Linked DNA regions of Homo sapiens: region 1 is linked to region 2. A link is an interaction called in ENCODE POLR2A ChIA-PET data of the cell type or tissue named here. Cell type or tissue: PC-9. All regions are shown on one strand. Each heading gives the region's core, and the rest is flanking DNA. Links, peaks and the distances in the headings are about the cores only.

Evidence for each region. Peaks named below come from ENCODE experiments on the same cell type or tissue, not always from the same donor. Only the 100,000 strongest peaks of a DNase experiment are listed, where the experiment ranks them.
Region 1: POLR2A ChIA-PET joins it to region 2 with 16 read pairs; 2 of 35 experiments call an interaction of 5 or more read pairs at or near these places.

What each region holds. Positions count from the first base shown.
Region 1 is chr3:129,398,287-129,401,196 of GRCh38, reverse strand. It overlaps the pseudogene RPL32P3. Among named protein-coding and RNA genes, the nearest start is that of SNORA7B, 2.4 kb to the right of the region's middle. In PC-9, for the core only: CTCF peaks have their summits at 1,212 and 1,413; DNase peaks (open chromatin) are centred at 1,076, 1,486 and 1,776; H3K4me3 peaks cover 1,645 bases; H3K27ac peaks cover 1,481 bases.
Region 2 is chr3:128,885,879-128,888,788 of GRCh38, reverse strand. The region is part of intron 2 of ACAD9 (acyl-CoA dehydrogenase family member 9); the gene reads right to left. Among named protein-coding and RNA genes, the nearest start is that of ACAD9, 7.7 kb to the right of the region's middle. In PC-9, for the core only: no CTCF peak of the experiment used is centred there; no DNase peak of the experiment used is centred there.

The DNA.
Region 1 (2,910 bases), core at 275-2,774, 510 kb before region 2:
CTTGTCCCGGGATCCCAGTGGGGAAACCTTGAGCCTGGGGGAATACAGGTACGTTCCCTGGGCTATTCCAGGGATGACTGCAGGCCACCTCCAGCCTCTTGTCCTGGGACCCCAGTGCCCACAGGGAAGCAGTGTGGGTACCCCGTACTCTCCTCTGTGAAGTGAGGTGGCAGCATGTCCCGTACCCCACAAAGACTGAGCCATCAGGTTACTGCTTCCAAATCTCTTGGGTCTTTGGAAACTGAAGGCAGGCTCTGTGGTTCATGAACCCTCCCAGTTGATGAACCCACTTGACCCAATCAAGACCTTTTCTTTCATGACAGGCATCATTCAGGCTGCCATTAGTAATGTGCTTCCCTGCTCCGCATCCCATCTCACTACATACAGCCTGCAGGATAAGCAAGATTCATGAGGTGTGGAATAGCCACAGATGCAGCAGGGTTCTAGCCCCAGCACTACGGCTTGCCAGCTGTGTGACCTCAGACATTCCACTTCTCTGGGTCTCCTCAAACTCCCCATTCTCCTCACACCCAAAAATCTCACCATGGAGTTGTTAACACACCCTTCTCACCTCTCTCTCATTCAGTCATCAATACAATCCAGTTTAGCTTCTGACCCCATCTGGTCCCTGGAACTATCCCTGTCAAGATCGCCAGTGACATCTGTACTGTGTTCCAGGAGTGGAATCTAGGAGGTTTTTTTCCTCCTGAAATTTGATTTTCAAAATAATCTTAAAAACAAAAGCTAAGGGCTGGGCGCGGTGGCTCACGCCTGTAATCCCAGCATTTTGGGAGGCCAAGGTGGGCAGATCACCTGAGGTCAGGAGTTTGAGACCAGGTTGACCAACATAGTGAGACCCTTGTCTCTACTGAAAATTAAAAAAAATTAGTCGAGTGTGGTGGCGCACACCTGTAATCCCAGCTACTACGGAGCCTGAGGCAGGAGAATCCCTTGTCCCTTGAACCTGGGAGGCAGAAGTTGCAGTGAGCCGAGATCTTGCCACTCCACTGCACTCCAGCCTGTGCAACAGAGTGAGACTCCCTCTCAAAAAAAAAAAAAAAAAAAAAAAAAAAAAAGCTAAGCAAATCAAGAACAAGCTTAAAAATTAGACAGTAGCTGGGAACAATGGCTCATATTTGTAATCCCCGCTACTCAGGAGGCTGAGGCGAGAGATCGCTTAAGACCAGCCTGGCCAAAATAGTAAAACCATAACTCTACAAAACAACCAACAAAACAAAGCAAGGTAGTTTAGACTAATGGTTAGAAGCGTGGAGCTTGGAGTAAAATCTCCAAAATTCTCCTTCCACATATGCAAAATAGAGACAATAATAGGTTACATTATAGAATTGTGGTAGGCCCATCGTACGTTAGCGGTTCCGGTCTCATCACTATTTACTATGTAAATTCAGTGAGGGAATTTTGGGAAGTCGGTCTTGATCTCTCCTGACCGCTAGGAAGCGCACTTCGGAGTAGAGGAAACAAGGGCGGAAATAGCCCAAACGCTAGATTGGCTTCAACTTCTGGCGGAAGTAGATTCCTCCCTACACCAGGTCTCAACTCAGAAAGAATTCCAACTTTCTAACTAGTGCCAAGGGCAGGTAAGATAAATTTTCCTTTACATTCTTAGATATTACTCTCTATTAAAACAGTTAAATTCGGCATTTCTGCAGCACTCTTTCTTTGACATGTCTTTTTTTTAAGGACCCGGAGCCGGAAGTGCTTGCCTTTTCCCTGTCAGGACCCAGAGGTTACCTCCCATCAGCCCCGGCGCTCTCTCATCCCTTCTCTCTTCCTTGGTGCTTCTTTTTCCTGCTCGGTGAGTTTGTTTGTTTGTTTGTTTTTGAGACAGAGTCTCACTTTGCTTCCCAGGCTGGAGTGCAGTGGTGCGATCTCAGCTTACTGCAGCCTCCGCTTCCGGGGTTCAAGCGATTCTCCTGCCTCAGCCTGCCAAGTAGCTGGGACTACCGGCGCCCACCACCACGCCTGGCTAATTTTTGAATTTTTAGTAGAGAGTGGGTTTCACTATGTTGGCCAGGCTGGTCTGGAACGCCTGACCTCAAGTGATCCGTCCGCCTCGGCCTTCCAAAGTTCTGGGATTACAGGCGTGAGCCACCGCGCCCGGCCTGAGTGAGTCTTAATCCGTGGCCATCTGCGTTCCTGCAGGCTTCATCTGGCCCTATGGTCCCCTGGTAAGGAGGCCTTCCCTACCACTCTGTGTCTGTGGGTATTGTCGGCTTGCTGGAGCGCGTACACGAACAGAGTGAAGCAGGCAGCCGGGGTGGTGGTTGGGCTTTGCGTCTATTGACGAAAAGAGTCAAACTGTGTAAAGTATTTGAAAAGACTTATTCTGAGTCCAGTATGAGTGACCACGGCCCGTGACAAAGCCCTCAGGAAGTCCTGAGAACATGTGCCCAAGGTGGTTGGGGTGCAGCTTGGTTTTGTACATTTTAGGGAGGTGTGTTGGGGGGCCTGGTCCGGGCTGTTGGTAGATTTGACAATTGGTTGAGTTTGTCTAAAGACTTGGAATCAACAAAAAGGAATGCCTGGGTTCAGATAAGAGGTTGTGGAGACCAAGGTTCTTATTTATGCAGAGGAAGCCTCCAGGTAGCGGGCTTCAAAGAGAGTAGATCGTAAATGTTTCTTACCAGGCCTGAAAAGGTGCCAAAGTCTTAGTGGAGCCTCTCCTGGCTCAGGGAGAAGACCTGGAAAGGGAGGGGGATTCACTACAGGACGTAGATTGTCCCCACAAGAGACAGCTTTACAGGGCCATGTCAGAATATGTCAAAGAAATATATTTTTGGGTAAAGTACTTCTGTTTCTTTCAGGGCCTGCAATCTGTCATGTGATGCTATACTAGAGTCAGGTTGAAATTTGGTGTCTTATTGCTACAAAGTCTGTTTTGTCAGTCTT
Region 2 (2,910 bases), core at 273-2,772:
TCTAAATTATAAATTATGTTTATATATAAATAAGCAACTTTTAAAACTAGCAACATATAATTTGTGATCACCAGGTGTGAAATAAGAAACAAACAAAAACCAAGCAATGTAATGACAGCTGACAATTTGGCACTTCTCAAAGAGGTTCTGGGGGACCTGAGCTGCTTCTAGGGGGTCCCACAGGATCAAAACTAGTTTTTATTTTTTTTTGAGATGGAGTCTCACTCTGTCACCCAGGCTGAAGTGCAGTGGCGCCATCCCAGCTCAATACAACCTCCACCTCCCGGGTTCCAGTGATTCTCCTGCCTCGGCCTCCCCAGTAGCTGGGATTACAGGTGGGCACCAACACACCTGGTTAATTTTTATATTTTTAGTAGAGACAGGGTTTCACTATGTTGGCCAGGCTGGTCTCAAACTCCTGACCTCAAGTGATCCACCCACGTCGGCCTCCCAAAGCGCTGGGATTGCAGGCATGAGCCACCATACCTGGCCTAAAACTACTTAAGATGTTACTTGCTTTTAAATTCTAATTCTCTGAAGACTGTACAGTGGGGCGCAGTGTAGTGTATTTAACGTTTTGGCTCAGAGTCCAATATATAGTCCAAAGTACCATGTTCCCAGAATTTATGTACGGCCTTTATATGAATAAATCTTGATCAAGGATTCAGAAAAAAGTCTTAGGTTTGCATATAAGTCACTCAAAGCAGTAAAACAGGCTACTTGGATTTCCAGCAATATTTGTGCTTTTATTCTTGGCCATTACTTTTGGGGAAGGGTTGTCTGTCCTGGTTGGTTTTCATAGAGGCCAGTTGTGGGAGGATGTGATTTTTCTGTGTCTCCAGATGACAGTGCCTCTATTTCCGTGGCACTGCTGGCTGCCTACAGCTGTCATTCCAGAGGGCCCTTTGTCCACAGTGATTAGCCTCCTCTTTGAATGTACATGAAATAGGTGTATTTTTGTATGTTCTTTTCTCTGCTTTGCCCTTGGATTTAACTTCCTTTTTGAATTCACATCATGGCAGCTGAATGAACATAGTTTTTATTCCAGCATTTGCTATTTATTCCAAGAGACCTTTGTTCCTGTGAGAGGGAGTGGGTTTGGTTTGCAGTGGTTTCTTGCATATATATATATATATATATATATTTATTTATTTTTTTATTTTTATTTTTATTTTTTTTTGAGACAGGGTCTCACTCCTGTCGCCCAGGCTGGAGCTCAATGGCATGAACACAGCTGACTACAGCCTTGACTTCCCAGGCTTGGGTACCTTCTCCCACCTCAGACTCCCAAGTAGCTGGGACTATGGGCGCGCACCACCATGCCCGGCTAATATTTTAAATTTTTAGTAGAGACAGGGTTTCGCTCCATTGCCTAGGCTGGTCTCAAACTCTGGGACTCAAGCAATCTGCCCCCCTCAGTCTTCCACAGTGCTAAGATTACCAGTGTGAGCCACCGTGCCCAGCCGGTTTCTTATATATTTACATCTCTGCAAATACAAAGATGACAGTTATTGCTGACAGAGCCCTATGTCCTGGAAGTGTGTGTTTCTTGCTTTAAATGCACGTGTCAGGACAGGTGCGGTGGCTGACACCTGTAATCCCAGCACTTTGGATTACAGGCAGATCATTTGAGGTCAGGAGTTCAAGACCAGCCTGGCCAACATGGTGAAACCCCATCTCTACTGAAAATACAAAAATTAGCCAGGCGTGGCGGTGCGTGCTATAATTCCAGCTACTCAGGAAGCTGAGGCATGAGAATCACTTCAACTGCAGAGGTTGCAGTGAGCTGAGGTCGTACCACTGCACTCCAGCCTGGGTGACAAAGCAAGAGCAAGACTGTCTCAGAAACAAACAAACAAAAAGCATGTCTGAAGATTATAAAAAAAGACAGTTAAAAAAAAAAAAAGACTGCACAGTGGACTTTTCCAGAGGTTACGTGCACAAACAGGTATGAGAATCCAGCTGTCTTCTAATAAGCCAAACATTAAAAGGACTTGCATAACTTTCAACCAATGTCACTCTTTCCATCAATTTTTTTCTTTTTTTTTTTTTAACTTACTTTTCTTTTTTTTTTCTTTTTGAGACAGAGTTTCACTCTTATTGCCCATGCTGGAGTGCAGTGGCGCGATCTCGGCTCACCGCAACCTCCGCCTCCCAGGTTCCAGCGATTCTCCTGCCTCAGCCTCCTGAGTAGCTGGGATTACAGGCATGTACCACCACGCCCAGCTAATTTTGTATTTTTAGTAGAGATGAGGTTTCTCCATGTTGGTCAGGCTGGTATCGAACTCCCGACCTCAGGTGATCCACCCACCTCAGTCTCCGTAAGTGCTGGGATTACAGGTGTGAGCCACCGCGCCTGGCCTGATTATTTTTCAAAATATTTTTCATTAGCTGGCGCGGTGGCTCACGCCTGTAATCCCAGCACTTGGGGAGGCTGAGGAAGGCAGATCATGAGGTCAGGAGTTCAAGACCAACCTGGCCAACATAGTGAAACCCCATCTCTACTAAAAATACAAAAATTACCCGGGCGTGGTGGTGCATGCCTGCAGTCCCAGATACTTGGGAGGCTGAGGCAGGAGAATCACTTGAACCTGGGAGGTAGAGGTTGCAGTGAGTCGAGATTGCACCACTGCACTCCAGCCTGGGTGACAGAGTGAGACTCTGTCTCGGAAAAACAAAAACAAAATATTTTTCATTAAAAATATTATGTTAACATGTAATGGATTTATTATTTTTAAACAAATGAACACAGTATATTTTATTTTTTTTTTTTAGACAAAGTCACACTCTGTCACCCAGGCTGGAGTGCAGTGGTGCAATGTTGGCTCACTACAATCTCTGCCTCCTGGGTTCAAGCAATTCGCCTGCTTCAGCCTCCTGAATAGCCGGGATTACAGGCACCCGCCACCA